Linked DNA regions of Homo sapiens: region 2 is linked to region 1. Evidence: chromatin loops called from intact Hi-C (ENCODE). Cell type or tissue: dorsolateral prefrontal cortex. All regions are shown on one strand. Each heading gives the region's core, and the rest is flanking DNA. Links, peaks and the distances in the headings are about the cores only.

Region 1 (10,317 bases), core at 3,273-5,772:
CAGGTGTGAGCCACTGCGCCCGACTGAGAGTCAGGCTTGTAAAACCGGTAAGACCAAGAGCAGCTAGGCAGGTCAAGGGTCACAGGTACAGGCTGATGTGGACGCCGCCATAAGTCCTGCCATTATCAGACATTGGCCACTGCCCTGGGCAATCTGTCCTGGTCTCTGGGGCCCTGCAGCCTCTGACACTTGCTGTCCTGATGGGCCTTTGGTGCTGTCCTGCTGCTGGGAAACTCCCCATCACTGGATCTCTGTGTCACAGCCTCAAGGGTCAGGTCCTTAGTGTGGGCATCTGTGTTAGCGCCCTGTAGTTGCCATATCAAAGCCCACGTGCCAGGTGTCTTATAATAGCAGAAGTTCACCCTCACAATTCTGGAGGCCAGAAGGCCACAGGGGCACGTACCCACTGAGGCCCTAGGGAGGAATGTGTTTTGTGCCTCTCAGCTTCCGGGGGCCGCGGCAACCCTCAGCTTCAGTGGGCTTGTGGATGTTTCACTCCTATCTCTGCCTCCATCTCCATGTGGCCATCTTCCTTCTGCGTGTGTCTCTGTGTCCAGATTTCCCTCTTCTTAGAAGGACACCAGTCATACTGGATTTAGGGCACACCCTAATCCAGTATGACCTCATCTGAACTTGATTACATCTGCAAAGTCCTTCTTGCAGATAAGGTCACATTCACAGGTACCAGGTTCCAGGCTGAGGCCACATGCCTACGCCACAGCTCCCGGGGCTGGGTTATCTGTACCTCAGCCTTCGTTGGCCGTAGCGGGTGGTGGGTCCCTGCCTCACAGCAAGCCCCACGGAATGGGGGGTTCCCCCAGATAGGAGGGATGCTTGACATTCATAAAAGAGGCTTTCCCCAACTATACGGCTTCTTGCAGCAATGAGATTACACCATTTCCATCAGCACACCAGTAAAATTGAACAATCACTAGGGAATATCTTTAATTCTTTCTTCTGCCTTTCTTTTTATTATCTTGTTTTAATCATGAATGATTGCGGAGAAATGTTGATCTGATGGACTCAAGTTGAATGGAGTCTTTCTCCCATGTGAGGACCGGAAGCCACCCACACAGATCTCTCTTCTATGGGAGGTGTTCTAGGGTCACCTTATTAATCCCAAATTCTGTCTTACCCTGAGTCGGAACTCTTTCAGCAGAAAACTGTATCTCTGTGGCGTTGAATATGAGGATAGGTTCCAGGAGCACCAGTAGACGGAATGTTTGCCCTGTCACAAGCATTTCTCCTGGCCTAGAGACTGGCAGGGGTTCCTGCATCCCTAAGCAGGGACCCCTGCACCAGGCGAAGGACGAGCCCCCTTCCAGCAACGCGGGATGAGCCAGGGCCTCTCCCCTACCCTGCTTGTCCTTCCTCTGCCCAGTACCCTGCGTGGCTGCTCAGGAGAGTGACGTGTGGAAGCCACTCGGGGTGAGCAGAGGGTCTCTTAGTGATGCTGTTTGTTTCCTGGGACGTGGGTCAGGGAGCCCCTACCCTGGTTGAGAACCACTGAGGTAGGCCGGGATTTTGGATTCCATCCCCAAATTAGAGGAACAGAGTGCATGCATGCCTTAGGCACTAGAGGTGCTTCCACTGGGCCCGTTTGCACAAGTCTGGCCTCTCCCTGTCTTTTGCTGCCACCTGTTTATCACTGGTCAAGAGAGGCCACCGAGGCCGGGCACAGTGGCTCATGCCTGTAATCTCAGCACTTTGGGAAGCCAAGGTAGGCAGATCACCTGAGGTCAGGAGTTCGAGACCAGCCTGGGCAACATGGCAAAACCCCGTCTCTACTAAAAATACAAAAAATAGCTGGGTGTGGCAGCAGGAACCTGTAATCCCAGGTACTTGGGACGCGGAGGCAGGAGAATCACTTGAACTTGGGAGGCGGAGCTTGCAGTGAGCCGAGATTGCGCCACTGCACTCCAGCCTGGGCAACAGAGTGAGACTCCATCTCAAAAAAAAAAAAAAAAGAGGAAAAAGAGAGGCCACCAAATGCACGATGGAGCTGCTAGGGATGACAGCACCGCACCAGAAGCAGAAGCCCCAGACTTCCCAAGGAGAAGACAAAGGAACAGCTCTCCTGTGTTCCTTCATATTTTTATTGTAGGTACCTCAGCTCCTTAATGAAACTTAAGTATTAGGAGAAGAGCAAAATTAACTCAACAAATATTTAAAGCCAGGCCCTGCTGTGAGAAGAGAAATGAACTTTTCTTTGGAAACAAAAATCTCTGCTGTCGCGGGGTCTGTCCTCTGGCAATGATGAGCTTGGTGCTGGATATAACATCATAAAATTATCGTGACCGCTGCTCTGGGGGAAGCTGCTGTCAAATGATTCAGCTCTCCTCCCAAGCTTTAGATCTCTGTGTTTCCTTTCGGTCTCCTCTCCTTAGCTTCACACCTTACAGTCTCAGAGAGCAGGGGACACAGCACCTCAGAAAGCCACGTGGCTGCACTCTGGATCATGCTGGCCTTAGCACTGTTAAGATACTGTGAGACTTGGGCAACCCCTGAGGTGTCCAAGCGCTGGCTTCTGTTCATAATCCCTGGGACTCAATGGTTGTGTCTGGGCTTCAGTTTGAAGCCCAGACCCTATGCAGCTCTTCCTGTGTCCTCCTGAAGAGGGTTGCGCTTTGGGGATTTTCAACGTGCAGACAAAGGAAATGGTTGCAGCTCAATATTGCACACGCTGTGGCAAAGTATCCATTTCTCCCCTTTCGGCATCCAAAAGGTCTTGCCTCCTGGTGGCTGCTTTGCTGTAGGGTTGAGGGAAGGATGAGAAGAGCTGCGTGTTGTGACAGTTGCTATGCGTCTTTGGGAGTTTCTGTGGTAAAAACTGGAGTTATGTGGTTTAGGTGCTGGATCTAAGACTTTAACCAGGGGATGAAAAGGCTAGGTGAGTGCCCTGAATTGCGGGATCGCTTTCTGACCCTGCAGCCCATGAGGCCCAAGGAATAATCAGCTGCTGCTGGACAGAGGGGAGCCAGCACCTCTTCAGGCAAGCGGGGAGTGGTCCATGAAGCTGCATGTGGCCGGGCGCCATGGCTCACTCCTGTAATCTCAGCACTTTGGGAGGCCAAGGTGGGCAGATCACTTGAGGTCAGGAGTTCTAGACCAGCCTGGCCAATATGGTGAAACCCCGTCTTTACTAAAAATACAAAAATTAGCTGGCCATGATGGCGCGCACCTGTAATCCCAGCTACTCGAGAGACTGAGGCAGGAAAATCACTTGAACCCGGGAGGTGGAGGTTGCAGTGAACCGAGATCGCGCCACTGCACTCCAGCCTGGGTGACAGAGGGAGACTCCATCTCAAAAAAAAAAAAAAAAAAAAAAAAAAGAAGAAGCAGCTGCATGCACAGGCGTGTTCCTTCCCAGAACAGAGTCTGCAGAGTCGGGTGACAGCAGTGCAGTCGGGGGCGAGCAGAGGGAGAACATGAGAGCGCCTGTTTATGTGTTTCGTGCCACATCATTGTGAAATTTTAATTTTTGGATCTATTTTTAGGGCATGTAACATATAATACAGCAGCCCATGCGACACACACACACACACACACACACTCACTCACACACACACACACAGGCATGCAGCAACTATAGAGGTGTATTGCTCGGATCTCCTTTTAAGAAGGAGCTTGCTCAGGCAGGAAGTGCGGTTATCTGGCAGCCTCCAGTCATTCAATGTGCCTCAGGCTCCCCCTCAGCTTCTGAGCAGGGGCAGCCCGGCCCGACACCAAGCACAGCAGGTGTCCTTGGGCCTGGCCATTTCTGCTCAATGCGGGATTCCTCCAGTGGGCAGTCTTTGCTCTGGAGCCTGGGTGGGGCCGGCGGTGGCTGCCCGATCTGCATGGCGTTGGAGGCTCGTCTGCCCACTCCTGTGCCTCTCTCTTATATCTTTTACAGGAGTCACCTGCAATTAACTTCAGCCTCCTAACTGCATCTCAGTGTCTGCTTCCTGCAGGACTCGACTATCACTGTGCTCATTTTTTTTTTCCTGGTAGGGATGCATGATTAAAAATATTTGAAGATCCTGTTGCAGAGGGTACCGTGGGACGCTTTGAGAGGGAAGGGAGGCTGCTGAGGAGAATTCCTGGCTCCTGCGGCCTCACTGATCTTCTATCATGTACCCGTGTAGTGAGAGAGGGACACATTCACTCCTGCTTTCTAGGTGGAAAAACTGGGAGCCCACAGATTCTGCTAACTTGGCATGTTATAGGCTGGGAGGCAGTGAGTGTGCCTTGGGATTCAGGCTTGAAGAGTTTATTGAACCCAAGACTAGGCTCATCTGTTTCCAAAATGGAAATGATGATGATGATATTTTGTAGACCAGGGTCCTAAAAGGAGGTCAGCAGGCAGAGGAAAAGGCCTCTCTTTGTTTTTTCATTTCCCACTGGCAATAGCTCTTTGCATGAGTGGCTGGGGTGGCGTGGGGGGTGGCAGTGCCACTGCACAAACCCAGTCTGTTCTGTTTGCAAACACGTCAGGGGCTGAGCAGGGAAGGACGCTATTTCACAAAGCTTTCCTGTGGGGCAGAGAGAAAAGCTGCCTGGAGAGAAGCTCTTTGAAATAAGTGTCCTCCCCAGCCCAGCCCCTGAATTTCTTTTCCTTTACATAAAATCTCTGCTCTTCAGTCTTCTTTAAAGAAGTTCATATGAGGCCAGTTAAAGTGTCAATAGGGCCAGGCTTCTCTTCTCTCTAGCACTTCCCCAGGCCTGGCAATACAGACCCTTTATGCAATTTCAAAACCTTCTGTGCTTTCAGAGCCCTTGACCTCATCTGTCTCATCTCTGACAGTGACAAACCTCCTCCTCTGAAGAGCCAGATGTCAGTGGAGCACCACTCCATGACCCTGGGACTCCGCTCTGTGTGGGTCTTCCCAGAAAACCATGTGAGCACTAATCCCTGATATCAGGCTGAGGCCCAAACACACTCCCCCGTCCAAGTTACCTTCCCAGCAACCATCCTCCTGTCTTCCTTGATGATACAGAGGCCAGATTTTGTTTGGGTGTCTGCATGTCCAGCCCTAGGATGAATCATGATTAAATCAGCAAGGCCATTCTGTTCCCTTTGATAGTGATTGGTCTTTGGGGTGGGCCTGTGATTCAGGTTTCACCTGTGAGACATGAGGACAAGTCTCATGAGAGCTTCTGGGAAAGATTTTCCTTCAGGACAGAAGGGGAGAAGAGCTCAATTTCTGTGAATTCAGCTACCACTCAAGTTCTAATGAATTCCCAAACTAGGTCAAGTCATATGAAATTGCTAATATTTGACTGTTTTTGACCTACAAAAATATGACAGTTTCATATAGTCCACCCTACTACATCTCTTTCCCAGGAGAAATAGAATAAAGAGAAAAAAGCAATTAAAGAGAATGCAAGAATGGTGAGCGTCAAATGTAAGGACCAATAGTGACCTAGAAGTAGAGAAATCAACAAATGGAACCAAAAAGGTATTCAGAGTTGGAAGAAATTTCCCTGGAAATGAAGGAATTGCTGAATTTCAGCTTAAGAGAGCATACTATGTTGCTGGAAATATTTAGAAAGTTTGATGGACACTAAAACTACTTGGTTTTAGTCAATGAGCTTTAGGTCAGTTAATAAGCTTTAGGATAAAGAAATAATTTTTCATGTATTTGAGCAGAAAAGGTAAGTAATATTTAGGAAGTATAAATAAGACTTTAGACGTTCCACATCAATATTCAGAGCAAGAAAACAGTGAGGCCATATCCATAAAATTCTGAGTAAAAGAATGTGCAACCAAGGCTTTTATACCCAGCCAAGTTGTCATATAAGCATCATGATGTGACTTAAGTCAAGGGTCTCCAACCCCTGGGTCATGGACTGGTACCTGTCTTTGGCCTGTTAGGAACCAAGCTGCACAGCAGGAGGTGAGCAGTGAGTGAAGCTTTATCTGTATTTACAGCTGCTCCCCATCACTCACATTACCACCTGAGCTCCACCTCCTGGCAGATCAGCAGCAGCATCAGATTCCCATAGGAATGCACACCCTATTGTGAACTGCACATGCGAGGGATATACGTTACATGCTCCTTATGAGAATCTAATGCCTGATGATCTGTCACTATCTCCCATCACATCACCCCGAGATGGGACCGTCTAGTTGCAGGAAAACAAACTCAGGGCTCCCACTGATTCTACATTATGGTGAGTTGTATAATTATTCCATTATATATTATAATGTAATAATAATAGAAAAAAAGTACACAATAAATGTAATGTTCTTGAGTCATCCTGGGATCATTCCCTGCCCCCATCTGCAGAAAAACTGTCTTCCACGAAACTGGTCCCTGGTGCCAAAAAGGTTGGGGACCACTGACTTAAGTTTTAAAAGGATAATTCTAGCTGGCACGTGGAGAGTAAATTAGGAGGAATGGATGCTCAATGGTTTCCCACATAATGCAGGATAAAACCCAAAGCATTTAGCAAGGTCTCTAAAGCCCTCCTTGACCAGGCCAACTACTATATTCTGACTCTGTCTTGTCACAACTCCCCCTCTCTCACTATGCTCCAGCCACTCTGGTATCTTTGTTGTTCCTTGAACACTCTTAGCACATTCCTACCTCAGTGACTTGCACTTGCTGTTCTGGAATGGTCTTTCTCCTAGCTGTCTGCATGGTTCCCACATTACGTTAGATCTCCAGTCAAACGTCACCTTATCTGTGAGACCTTCCCCACCACCCTGCCCTCTTTTTTCTCCAGAAGGCTTATCACTACCTAGTGTGTTTTGTATATTTGATGACATGTTCCGTTTATTGATTTCTCCTTGCATTTGAATGTAAAGGCAACAAGCTCTCATTTTCAAATATTGGAGGACTATAATGTTTATTAAGTTTTTTTTTGAAAAAGTTATTTGAAGATAAGACCGAGCTAATGCAGAGTTGAATGGAAAAGCTGTAGCAAAATAATTAATACAAAATCAGTGCAGGCAGCTGGGCATGGTTGCATGTGCCTGTTGTCCTAGCTACTTGGGAGGCTGAGGTGGAAGGATTACATGAGCCCAGGAGTTCAAGGTAGCAGTAAGCTATGATGGGACCACTGCACTCCAGCCTGGGTGACAGAGCGAGACCCTGTCTCAAAAAAAAAAAAAAAATCTGCGTAGGAACACAGTGGAGCAACATTTACAAAATTCCAGAGAGAAGAACTGACACCTAGAATTTTATACCCAGCCACATTGTCCTTATATTATAAAGGCAACAGAAACATATTCTCAAGCAGGAAATATTCCTCATGAAATAAAATGAACCAAAAAAAACCACACTATTAAGTTGGTCAATTCCTAAAACTCTACTTTCACTTTCTTATTCTTTGTTTAAATCCAAGTAAAATTAAGTATAATACTTTTTATTTAAAAATAGTGTGTTTAGTGTGATATCACTTTTATAAAACTTGGTCTATCTGCATGCCTGCCCATCTGCTCACCCATTATCTACCCACCCACACACCCACTGCCCATCTTCCATCTCTCTTATACAAGTAGCAAGATATTTAGAATAACATCCACCTAATGTTCATGAATGTTATTTAGGGGTAGTAGGAGTTGGAAATTTTTATCTTTTTTGTACTTTTCTGGATTTCTTGCGTTTTAATAATGGATGAGGTATCAATTTTATAAAAACAATAAAATAATTCTTCTGCCTCTCCTACCTCCCAGTAGGATCATTTCAGTCTCTTTGAGCACGATGTTCAGACTTCTTCCTTACCTGGCACTGCCAGGCTCCCGGGTCTCCTTCCATGCGCCCTCCCCACCCCACCTCCTGAGGCCCAGGCACCCCTCAACACACCCTGCTGTCCCTCATTCCTCTGCATGCTTTGCACATGTGGGGACTTCTGCTTGGGAAGGCCTTCCCCTAACCAGCCCCTTTACCTCCTCACCTGGCCAACCTCTACCCATCCTGCAGCCTCAGCCTGGGCCTCAGGTGACATAGTTCCCTGCATTGTGTTTTTGTAGAGATGGGGTTTTGTCATGTTACCCAGGCTGGTCTTGAATTCCTGGGCTCAAGCGATCCACCTGCCTTGGCCTCCCAAAGTACACAGTGAATGAGATGCATGGTTAAAGCAGGGTTAATCATGCCTTAACCATGCATCTTATTCACTGTGGTAGAATGTCAGCTCTGTGAGAGCCACATGCATCTTATTCACTGTGCCAGCCACTGACCTGGCACAGAGTCAATAGCTAATAAATTAACACAGGAGTAAGATAAGGAGGGGAAACAGGACAGACAGACTATAAATACTAACTGGCTGCCCAACCAGCTTCCAGCAAAAATTCCATCCTCTGTTGTTGTTCTTTTCATTCGTCTCTCTTAGAAAGGTAGGATGACTGGAAGATTCTCCTGAAAGGTACAGGTGAAGGTGAAATAGCAGATATGGGGCTCATGGCCTGTGACAATGACAACGATGGCATTGATAGCATCAGCTGCCTTTGGTCAAGCTCCTGCCATTAGCCAGCTGCTGGGCCATGCACCCTCCGTGTGCTCTTGATGAAGGTCCCTGGAATCCTAGGCTTCCAAGGCAGTATGAGGCAACCAGAGGTAAGAAGTGGGAATGGAAGAGCCGAGAAAAGGTGTGATTTCTGGACTGAGACAGGAAGGCCGCTCCTGGGGTCTCTGTGTGGTCGCTCTGCCTTCTGTTTCTCCTCCCCTGTGTCCCTGCCTCCCCTTCCCTGACCATCCATGCAAGCTCCCAGCAGGGCCTGCTCCTCCACGGGGAACTGCCTGATCAACCTTGCCTCACTTTGAGCACTCGTCAACGTTTTATTTCCAAAGAGCTATTGTATTAAGTTCAAAAATATATTTGCCATTTATGGATATATCAAATGTTACCATTCTCAAGTCATCAAGACTTTTTTTTTTTTTTTTTTTTTTTTTTTTGAGGCAGGATCTCACTCTGTTGCCAGGCTGGAGTGCAGTGGTGCAATCTCAGCTCGCTGCAACCTGTGCCTCCTGGGTTCAAGCGATTCTCCTGCTTCAGCCTCCTGAGTAGCTGGGACTACAGGCACACACCAGCATGCCCAGCTAATTTTTGTATGTTTGGTAGAAACGGAGTTTCACCGTGTTGGCCAGGATGGTCTCGATCTCTTGACTTCATGATCTGCCTGCCTGGCCTTCCAAAGTGCTGGGATTACAGGCGTGAGCCACTGTGACTTGCCCAACTGATGTTTGTTTTTGTCTCTCAAGGTGAATTAAGGTTCCTCAAAGACAGCAAATCTTCATGTTACTTAGTCTCTTCTCACAAAAGAAAACTCTCCCCATGAGTAAATGTTTGTTCACTGAATGAATAAGTAAAAACATTTGCAAGTATTATTTTGGGGCTTGGGAAAGTTATCCAGTTTTGAATTGACTTGGAGTCTAGAAGATTCCTGGACAAAATGGTTTTTCCCATTGTCACCATAAAATTGGATACGTGTATAAAAAGTGGGTGGTTCACTAACATTAAAAACATTTATTTTTGGGCTGGGCATGGCAGTTCATGCCTGTCATCCCAGCACTTTGAGAGGCCAAGGTGGGTGAATCACATGAGCCCAGGAGCTCAAGACCAGACTGGGCAACATGGCAAAACCCCGTCTCTACAAAAAACACAAAAATAGGCTGGGCACGATACCACTGCACTCCAGCCTGGGCAACAGAGCGAGAGACTCCATCTCAAAAACAAAAACAAAAACAAAAAAACCCACAAAAATTGGCTGGGCGTGGTGGGGTGTGCCTATAGTCCCAGCTACTCGGGAGGTTGAAGTGGGAGGATTGCTTGAGCCCAGGAGGTTGGGGCTGCGCTGCATTCCAGCGCGGGCAACAGAGCCAGACCCTGTCTCAAAAAGAAGAAAAATAATTCTTTTTGTCCTATGGCTGGAAAGTGAATGTTAAGAACCAGTGCCAAAGGTAAGACTTTCCTGTGATTATCTTTTTTTTTTTTTTTTTTTTTTTTTTGAGACAGAGTCTCACTCTGTTGCCCAGGCTGGAGTGCAATGGGGTGATCTCAGCTCACTGTAACCTCCGCCTCCCAGGTTCAAGTCATTCTCCTGCCTCAGCCTCCCAAGTAGCTGGGATTACAGGCGTGCGCCATCACGCCTGGCTAATTTTTGTATTTTTAGTGGAGACAGGGTTTTGACATGTTGGTCAGGCTGGTCATGAACTCCTGGCCTCAAGTGATCCACCTACCTCGGCCTCCCAAAGTGCTGGGATTACAGGTGTGAGCCACCGCGCCCAACCCTGTGTTTATTCTTAGGTCTGTACTACGCTTTATGCCTCAGTTTCCACAGTTAAAACACGTTATTTTATTCCTCACGTTATAGGAGCAATTTGTATTCAT
Region 2 (10,317 bases), core at 3,342-5,841, 530 kb after region 1:
AAGAGCGAAACTCTGTCTCAAAAAATAAATAAATAAAGAGAGAGAGTCCCTCACTGACCCTGTATCTGAAGAAACCGCCAAGGCCCTCACTAACTCAACATCCTATTCATTTTTGTCACCATTTATCACCACCTGAAACTATCCTGGGCATTTGTCACTGATATATATTGTCTTTGGTCACCAGAATGTCAGTTCCATGAGAGCAAAGACCTTTCTGGCCAGCTCACTGCTGTATCCTCAGCACATAGTGGGCACTCAATTCAAATGTGTTGCGACTGAATTAACACATGAATGAATGAATGCACCAACAGAGGGGGAAGGAGGCAGGTGTTGACCCTGGAAAAATCTAGAAACAAGTGGGAATGGCTGATCCTGTATCTGTGTTTTCCAGCACTTGCTCCTTGGGCATATTTTAGGATGAAGCCTTTACCTTTCCACTGGTCCCAACCTCTGGGTAGATGGGACTCCCAGGAGCTTGAGGTTGCAGTGAGCTGTGATCACACCATTGCACTCCAGCCTGGATGACAGAGCAAGACCCTGTCTCTAAAATATGTTTTATTTGGGCCAGGCGCAGTGGCTCATGGTGTAATCCCAGCACTTTGGGAGGCCAAGGCGGGCAAATCACCTGAGGTCAGGAGTTGGAGACCAGCCTGGCCAACATGGTAAAACCCCATCTCTACTAAAAATACAAAAATTAGCCGGGTGTGGTGATGCATGCCTGTAATCCCAGCTACTCCGGAGGCTGAGGCAGGAGAATTGCTTGAACCCTGGAGGCGGAGGTTGCGGTGAGCCAAGATCATGCCTCTGCACTCCAGCCTGGGCAACAGAGTGAGACTCCATCAAAAAAAACAAAAAAAAAAAAGTTTTATTTGTTAGCCTGACACCCAAGTGATGCCCATTCAGGCTAATCAAGTTCACATGGTCAACCATGGTATCAGATCAAATTCCAGCCACTCCTGGAAAAAATTCCCCACCTTCAAGGTGGGCCTGGAGGAACAAGGCATCTATAGGGTGAGGACTCATGCTGGGGGACATGGTGCCCTGAGCAGCTTTGACCCTGGCTACCCCAGGAGCCCTGGACTAGCCACTGGATCGCACCCAAGGGGCCTATGTCACACTATCTATCAGTAACAACCCAATAGACACCCAAGTGAGCATCCCTGGAGCCAAGCCTCACACGCACACCTAGAACTGTGTCTGTGTAGAAAAAGCTTATCTATGTTTTTCTTACTTTTGATGTGCTTTGAAGCAGAAGTTGCAAACTAGGCGGATCACCTGAGGTCAGGAGTTCGAGCCCAGCCTGGCCAACATGGTGAAAACTTGCCTCTACTGAAAATACAAAAATTACCCGGGCATGGTGGTGCATGCCTGAATTCCAGCTACTCAGGAGGCTAAGGCAGGAGAATGGCTTGAACCCAGGAGGCGGAGCTTGTGGTGAGCCGAGATCATGCTACTGCACTCCAGCCTGGGCGACAGAGTGAGACTCCATCTCAAAAAAAGAAAAAAAGAAAAGCCCACAGGGCCTGGCAGAACAGCCAGCCCAGAACTGGAGGAGAGGGTGAGATATGCCCGGGCAGGGCCCTCGGCACACCCTGCACCTGTCCCAAGGCGTTTTTATATTATTTTTTAGAGATAGGGTCTCGCTCTGTCACCCAGGCTGGAGTGCAACGGTGTGATCACAGTTCACTGCAACCTTGAGCTCCTGGGCTCAAGTGATCCTCCTGCCTTGGCCTCCCAAAGTGTTGGGATTAGGCTCTGCCACCCTTCTTTAAAACACAAGAGCCACGGCCGGGCACAGTGGCTCACGCCTGTAATCCCAGCACTTTGGGAGGCCGAGGCGGGCGGATCACGAGGTCAGGAGATCGAGACCATCCTGGCTAACATGGTGAAACCCCGTCTCTACTAAAAATACAAAAAATTAGCCGGGCGTGGTGGCGGGTGCCTGTAGTCCCAGCTACTCAGGAGGCTGAGGCAGGAGAATGGCGTGAACCCGGGAGGTGGAGCTTGCAGTTAGCTGAGATCGCGCCACTGCACTCCAGCCTGGGCGACAGAGCGAGACTCCATCTCAAAAAAAAAAAAAAAAACAACACAAGAGCTACCAAACCAAATACTAAATGCCTCTGCAGGGAAGAGGGTGGACGATCACTTGGAGCAGGCCTGTTTGTGACCCCTGCAAAGCGTTAGTTCCCCAAACCAGTTTTCCACTCAGCTGTGGGTGATTCCCACCCAACATGGAAGGATCAGTAGGGGTGGGGAGTCAGAACCTTCCTCAATGGTAAAGGGACCCTCTTCCAAAAATGTAGGCAGCAAGGTGCACTGAAGGCCCTGACTTCACCACAATGCAATACATCAATGGAGCAAAATTGCACATTGTTGACGCTGCCACCTCAAGAGCCCTGGGCTGGCTGTCACAGAGCACAGGCAAGGGGCCTGTGTTACACTGTCAGCGACAACCCAAAAGACACCCAGATGAAGAGCGTGCCTGGGGCCAAGCTATGCAGGAGGAGGAGAAGCCTGGTTTCAGTGACGGCATCACAGTTTTTTGTTTTTTTGCTTTTTGTTTTTTGTTTTTGAAATGGAGTCTCACTCTGTCACCCAGGCTGGAGTGCAGTGGCACAATCTCGGCTCACTGCAACCTCTGCCTCCCGGGTTCAAGCGATTCCTCTGCCTCAGCCTCCCCGGTAGCTGGGACTACAGGCCCGTGCCACCACACCTGGCTAATTTTTGTATTTTTAGTAGAGATGGGGTTTCACTATGTTGGCCAGGCTGGTCTCAAACTCCTGACCTCAGGTGATCCACCCACCTCGGCTTCCCAAAGTGCTGAGATTACAGGCATGAGCCACAGTGTCTGGCCCACAGTTTTATTCAATATGTAGTTATTAAGCACCTACTGTTGCTGGGCATGGTGGGATTAAGCAGTGAAGGAGACCACCCTTTGTAGCCACAGGTAGTTGGCACTCGAAAAAGTAAGTTATCATCAACCTCATGTGCTAAGCAAGGACCCTCCCTGGACATAAGGAATCGGGCCTTGAAGTCAGCCCTTTAAAGGCTAAGAAAACAAGAAAAACACCCTGGCATTCAAAGCAAAGTGAACGTTCAGAACATGGGGGATTGGCGGGGGACAGGGTCTCTTGGCCCTCATCCTTTCTGCACAGAGGCCCTTCTGATCTCACAGTCCTGCAGAAACCTCACTGAGGATGTCGCTCAGAGTCCCCAGCCAGCCCCCACTTACCCTTGCTGCAAGAAACTGCAATGTCACCCCCGGCTTCCTCTGCTCCTTCAGTTAAGACACTGTTTACATTTCAGAAAGAATGGAGCTGGGAACAAACTCAGGCCCCCCTCTGATAGGCCCGATGATCTCTGAAGATCAACAGCTCGCTTTCTCCCAGGGGTTCCCCCTCATTTCTGGGGTGTTGTCCCACCAGGGCATCTGCTTGAGTCTTTGCTCTCAGGCACCATGGGTGGGAGCACAGGAGGGCCCCATCAAGGGGAGCGATCCAGCGAGGATGACATGGTCCCTGCAGTCTTGCTCTCCTGAATGGCGGTGGTGGGGCTGGCTAGGTGGATCCTGCCATCTCTCCAATGGGACAGCCCGCAGCTGTGAACAAGCCTGAGAATAAGCTGTACCTTCTGTTCCCGTGGGGGCAGACCTCCCAGATACATTGTTTAGCGCAAAAGCACGTGCAGTGCTGGGTGTGCAGTGTGGTACCTTTTGTGCAGAAAAGCGGGGAGGGGTAAGTGTGCTTAGGCTGCCGGGCTATGCATGATACTTTTTGGCATATATTAATGGGGTACAAGTGCAATGTTGCTACATTGTTATATTGCACTGTGGTGAAGGCAAAGTGTTAGGATGCACCCATCATGGGAGCCATGCGCCTTATGTCCACCAAGCAACCTCCCGCCATCTAACCCCCTCCCATGTCCCCACGCCTCTCGGTCTCCAATTCCATCATTCCACACTCTGCTTCCATGTGTACACATTATTTAGCTCCCACTTGTAAGTGAAAACATGCAGTATTTGCTTTTTTTTTTTTTTTTTTTTTTTTGAGACAGAATCTCGCTCTGTCACTCAGGCTGGAAGTTCAGTGGCGTGATCTTGGCTCACTGCAACCTCCACCTCCCAGGTTCAAGTGATTCTCCCGCCTCAGCCTCCCAAGTAGCTGGGACACCACCATGCCCAGCTAATTTTTGTATTTTTAGTAGAGACGGGTTTCACCATGTTGGCCAGGCTGGTCTCGAACTCCTGGCCTCAACCAATCTGCCCGCCTTGGCCTCCGAAAGTGCCTGGGATTCCAGGCATGGCCCACTGCGCCCGGCCAGTATTTGTCTTTCTGTGTCTGAGTCGTTTCGCTTAGGATAATGGACTCCAGTTCTATCCACATTGCTGCAAAAGACAGGATTTCATTCTTTCTTATAACTAAATAGTGATCCATGGTGTATAGGTACCACACTTTCTTTATTCAATCCTTCATTGATGGACACTTAGATTGATTCCATATCTTATATGCATGAAGACTTCTGCAAGGAGATTAATTCAGGCGTGCCCACTGTGTGCGAGGCACCACACTAGGTGTGTGAGATATAGCAGTGAATGAGATAGGCAGTCTCTGCCTCCGTGGAGCTGACATTCTAAAGAGAGGGATGCATAATTAAAACTCAATAAATATATCATTCCCTGGATGAGAAGGTGGTAAGTGCTCTGCAAGAAATAAATCCAGAAAGGAAGGCCAGGCACTGTGACTCACTCCTGGAATCCCAGCACCTTGGGAGGCCAAGGTGGGTGGATCACCTGAGGTCAGGAGTTCGAGACCAGCCCGGCCAACATGGTGAAACCACCTCTCTACCAAAAATACAAAAATTAGCTGGGCATGGTAGTAGGTGCCTGAAATCCCAGCTACTTGGGAGGCTGAGGAAGGTGAATCGCTTGAACCCGGGAGGCAGAGGTTGCAGTGAGCCACGATCGCATCACTGCACTCCAGCCTGGGTGACAGAGCGAGACTCAGTCTCAAAAAGATAATGAATAAATCAGGAAAGGAAGGTAGTGTGCACAGGTGTGGGAGGTCAGGGAAGTATCTGGGAGAAAGCACAACAGGCAGAGGGAACCACCAGTGCAAAGGCCCTGGGGTGGGAATGTGCCTGGTGTATTCCTGGAACAGCAAAGAGCCCCGTGTGAGAACAGTGGATGGAGTGGGCAGTTCAGGGAGGGACATATGGCAGGAGCCAGGGAGAGGTTGGGGAGGACACAGGACAAATTGACAGCAGAGGTTGCCTCTGGGTGGGGGCTGGGGGAGGATGTGACAAGGGCAGGTGCAGGGGACGCCCTGGGAAATGGGGGTTGAGGCAGAGGGTCACTTGCTCTGACCATGTCTGTGTGAAATGTTTACAGATGGAAAATGCTTTCTTGCTTTGTTTTTCAGCTTGGATATCTGGTTTTGGACATCCCTGCGTGCACTTCTGGAGTCTTTCGAGATTCAAGGAGGTCTCCTTTCCAGCATCTTTGCCCCACATTTTCTCCTTCTCAGCCTCCCTGAGAATGTTAGGAATTAGCCCCTGGGTGGCCTCACCCTCTGCTTGGGCCTGGAAAGCCAACCCCTGCCCCTTCCCTTCTTCCCAGGGCACAGACACGCACAGACACACACACAGATGGTGAAAGAGCCTGCACTGCAGTGGTGACTGTTGCTGCATCCAACTCTAAAGCAGCCCTGGCCCAAACCGCCCCGCTCAGACCTGGACCAAGGGGAGATCAGACCCCAAAGGCCTGTCCAGAGTGGGTGCGACCTGCGGTCTTAGAACTGAGCTTGTTTGTCCCTCCTGGGTTCCCTCTGGCTTCTGCCTGTCCGAGCCAGTCATACTGGATCTCTCATTTTAAAAATGAATGCTGCTGGTCCCCCTGGCTCAGAAGGGTCCTCCAGGCCTCTCTGGTGCCTGCCAGAATTATTGTAAGCCCAGCATTGCACGTGAAAAGTTGACAGGGCTCTAAAATCCCAGGGGGAAGGTCCCTCTAGCAAGTTAAAGTGGAAAGGATCCACAGATTCGAATCCGACAGATCTGGGTTCACCTCCAAACTCGGCTATCTCATTGAATCACTCAACAAACACGTTTTCTGTTGGTCCTGGGGTCCCACAGTGAACAAGACTCAACACGGAGGCAGCTCTCTGGAGGGCAGAGTGGGAGACACCTGGCTGGGCCTGCTGCATGTGTCTCCCACTCTTCCTGGTCCGTCTTCCTGAACAGCAGAAGCCAACGACCATGTTTCCAGGATCCCTTGCAGCTAGGGCTCTGTATGGATTCTGGGTCCAGCAACCCATTTATCACACTCAAATTCAGGACCAAGTCCATCGGGTGGAGAGAGGGTCTGCAGCAGCCACTGGGCCGAGTGGACTGCAGCAGGGGGTCAGACACTATGGGGACAGAGTCTCATTTGGAAGGTGGCTTCCCACCTGGGCTGGGGCAGCAGCTCCCTGGTAGCCCAGGCCTGTGACATCGCTGAGCATCCTGCCAGGAGGCTCCACCTCAACTGCTCAGGCCCTGTAGCACCCTGCGGGAAGCCCTCCAAACACCCAGGGCAGATCCTCTTCCCTGCAAGATTGAGGGAGTCACGAATCACACAAGCAAAGGAAGGAAGCATCATCAAGGCTGGTGAAGGGGGCCCAAAAGGATAGGGGCCAGGAGTGCTGCAGAGCACGGGGAGGACAGGTTTGAGATTAGGTGATCCTGGAGGGTCTCCCTGAGGAGGTGACATTTAAGACGGCGGCGGCCGGGGGTGAGGGAACAGCATTCTAGGTGGGAGAAACAGCAGATGCAAAGGCCACACCATGGGAAGTGACTCGATGTGTCTGAAGAATGGATAGAACACCGGTGTGGCTGGAGCGTGAGGAGGGGCAAGTCACTTGATCTCTTTGAGCCTCAGTTTTCCTCATCTGTAAAATGGGGCTGGACTCCCTCCCTGGCTGAAAGCACAAGAAATCAAATTAATATGTAATGGCATGCTGTTGTTTCAGGTGGTGTTGAGAGGAGAGTAAAGCACAGGGTGGCTGGGGAAGGCCTCTTGGGGGAGGTGACAATGGGGCACAGACATGAATGAAAGACAGTGCCAGCCACGAGGATGTCCACAGAAAGGACATTTGGGGCAGGGGGCGTGGCAAGTGCAAAGGCCCTCAGGTAGGATGCACGAGCTCGGCAAACACGCATGTCCTCGCAAGCCACAACACGGAGCCCACCCTTCCCCTACAAGCAATGGGAGACCCTGATGGGTTTCAGCAGGACTGTGGTCAGGTCTGGGCGTGTTTAGAATGGGGATCCCTGAGAGGCAGGGAGGCCGGGTGGGAGGTCTCATGGCAATGAGAAATAACGAGTGCCAAGACAGGGGCAGTGCAGGGGGTGGAGGAAATGGGCGCTGTGGAGGGTCAGCAGGTGAGATGTAGGGAATCCAGTGCCCCAGGCCTCAGGAGGAGAGGCCTGCAGGGGCGGGGCCGAGACAAGCCTGGGCAGGGAGAAGGGAAGGGAGCCCGTCTGTGCCTGTAGCCTGGGCAGGGAGAAGGGAAGGGAGCCCGTCTGTGCCTGGAAACCAATTTGCTCTGGCAGCGCTGTGGAAGAAAAATTCCACGCATGTCCCCGCGAGCCCTTCGAAGCTCTTCGTGGAAAGGCACACACTGCAGTCTTGGAGTGCATCCTGCTCTTAGGGCCTCTGGGGGCCAAGTCAAGCCGATGAAGGGTGTGCGATGTGGGTGGATCAGGCCTGGGAGGCTCCAGCGCGGCCTCTCCAAAGCCACCCATCCCATGATCTTTCCTACCTTCCCCATACCTCAGTTTCCTTTCTGTTATATGGGTGTCCTGTGAGCCCCTTCCTCACGGGGTGGCCGTTAGAATTAAATGGGATCCTGGGTGTAAAGCCTTAGCACAGTGCCAGGCCATATAGATGTCAGCCACAAGGGGAGGTGTGGGCGTGGGCCAGGAGAAACCCGGGAAGACTTCCTGGCAAAGGCAGAACTGGTGCTGAGACTGGCTAATCACTGCAAAGGCTGCCTGGGCTATTCCAACCTGCCCAGTTCATGCTCAGACTTCTGGAATCTGCAAGAACCTTTGGAAGGAGACACGATTATCAGCCCCATGGTATTACTCTCCTGTCGCTGCTGTAATGAATTAAGCCAAACGTGGTGGCTGAAAACAGTACAGATTCATTACCTTACAGTTCTGGAAGTCAGCAGTCTGAAGTGGCTCCTGGAGAGATGGAATCAAGGTGCCAGCAGGGCTGTGTTCCTCTTGGAGGATCTGAGGGAGAATCTATTTCCTCACCTTTTCCAGCTGCCAGAGGCTGGTGGCCTCGCCTCACTCCAATCTCTTCTTCCATCGCTGCATCTCCTCCCCAACTCTGACCTCCTGACTCCCTCTCACAAGGAAGCTTGTGATTACACTGGGCCCACCCGGATAATCCAGGATCATCTCCCATCTCAAAATCCTTTACTTAATCACCTCTGCAAAGCCCCTTTGCCATGTAAGGTAGCAGATTCACAGATTCTAGAAATTAGGATGGGGACATCTCTGGAGCTATTATTCCACCCAGCAGATCCGTCTCATGCATAAGAAAAACAAAGGTGAGAAGCCAGAGGGAAAGCTTGAGATCACCTGACTCAAGAGGGGAGCGTTGGCTTCGAACCCAGTCTGTCCAACTTCAAAGCCTGCAGTTGCCGTCATTTCAGGATTCCCGCTTTTCCCATGCGTATTGTCTGAACCTGCATTTGGGGGCTCCAGCCACTGCCTCATCAGTTCATCTTAATTGAGCACCTATTATGTACCAGGTAATGTTCCAGGCACCAGGGATACAGTGGTCACCAAGCCAGGAGAACTTCCCTGTCTGCACAACGCTCATAGTCACTCAATCACATCCATTATGAGGCAAGTCACAGAAACCTCAGCTCAAATCAACGTAAGCAATGAGGTCATTTATCATTTCACATAGCAAGAAATTAGGAGGAAGGGTGGTTCTGGGTTTGGTTAGATTGAGTGCCATTGTCAGGGATCTCCCGGTTCTTTCCATCTTTCTGGTTTCCTCCCCTCAGATTGGTTCTCATCCCAAATTTCCTCATGACCACAAAATAGCTGCCACTGCTCCAGCTAATATATCCAGGCACAACATTCAGTGCAGGAAGAACAAGAGCCCTTTCCCCAAAGCCCACTGCAGCCCTTTACTCATATCTCATTGGCCAGGATTGGGTCCCATGCCCACAGCTTGATTAGTCTCTGGCAAAGGAAACAGAATCACTGGCCTGGGACCAATCTGGATAGTCCCCTAGAGCTAAAGATGTGTCCCGATTTCCTGAGTCCCCTGGAGAGGCACAGGTCTCTCACTGAAATCAGGGTTCCCACAGCAAGAAAGAAGGGAATAATCACTTGGGCAGTAAATGGCCTGGGTTCAAATCCTAGCTCTGCCATATTCCCTATGAGTAGCTCTCTGGGCTTCAGTTTCCTTATCTGTAAAATGGGTATAGTAGCAGGACCTGGTTCATGGGGTTGTGGTGAGAATAAAATGAGTCAATGTGTGCAAAGCCCAGTGTGTGCAAAGCCGAGCTGTCAACAAAGCTCAGCTGTCATTATCTTTCCTAGGATCTTTCTCCGAGGGCAGGGCCCACAGTATGAATTCTCCTTCCATTGCCTGGACTGTAGAAGACTTTCGGTAGTTTCCCTCCACACCAAAAGGAAAATCTGCTCACAATGACCTCATTCCAAGAACTCCGTCCTAAAGGCTGGTTGGGGGAAGACTCAAGTGAGCCCTCTGCTCAGTGTCAATGGGGAGTTCCCATAGGTGGCCCAGGAAGGATGTGCCAAGAACAACAATAGTTTGGAAGTGCTCACTATGAGTTGGTGCTGGGCTAAGTGCTTGACACAAGGAAGCTCTCTCAGCCCTGTCCTGTCAGCCGCCATCAACAGTGAGGAAACAGAGACTCAGGAAAATAGAGCAGCGTGGCCTGAGTTACCCAGAGCAGGAGTGGAGGAAGCAAATAGGATCTGAACCCAGGTCTGGTGGGCCCCAAGGTTCAGCTCATGGATGGGTTCATGCGCCCCACATGAGGATTTAAACATCAGGCTATAGTAGGTGAACATATATGGCCTCTCCCACATACTGATGGCCAAGAAGCACACAAAAAGATGTCCAGCTGCATTAGTTATTAGAGAAATGCGAATCAAAACCCCGATGAGATAGCACCTCATGCCCACTAGGAAGGCTTTAATTCTTTTTATTTATTTATTTATTTGAGAAGGAGTCTCGATCTGTCGCCAGGTTGGAGTGCAATGGTGTGATCTCGGCTCACTGCAACC

What was found. Peaks named below come from ENCODE experiments on the same cell type or tissue, not always from the same donor. Only the 100,000 strongest peaks of a DNase experiment are listed, where the experiment ranks them.
Region 2: a loop joins it to region 1, with 2.6 times the contacts of the local background. A loop is called at or near these places in 13 of 110 quality-filtered maps.

Annotation. Positions count from the first base shown.
Region 1 is chr12:124,041,486-124,051,802 of GRCh38, forward strand. The region is part of intron 2 of ZNF664-RFLNA (ZNF664-RFLNA readthrough); the gene reads left to right. Among named protein-coding and RNA genes, the nearest start is that of ZNF664-RFLNA, 73 kb to the left of the region's middle. In dorsolateral prefrontal cortex, for the core only: no CTCF peak of the experiment used is centred there; a DNase peak (open chromatin) is centred at 4,446; H3K27ac peaks cover 1,750 bases.
Region 2 is chr12:124,570,701-124,581,017 of GRCh38, forward strand. No RefSeq gene overlaps it. Among named protein-coding and RNA genes, the nearest start is that of NCOR2, 8.2 kb to the left of the region's middle. In dorsolateral prefrontal cortex, for the core only: no CTCF peak of the experiment used is centred there; no DNase peak of the experiment used is centred there.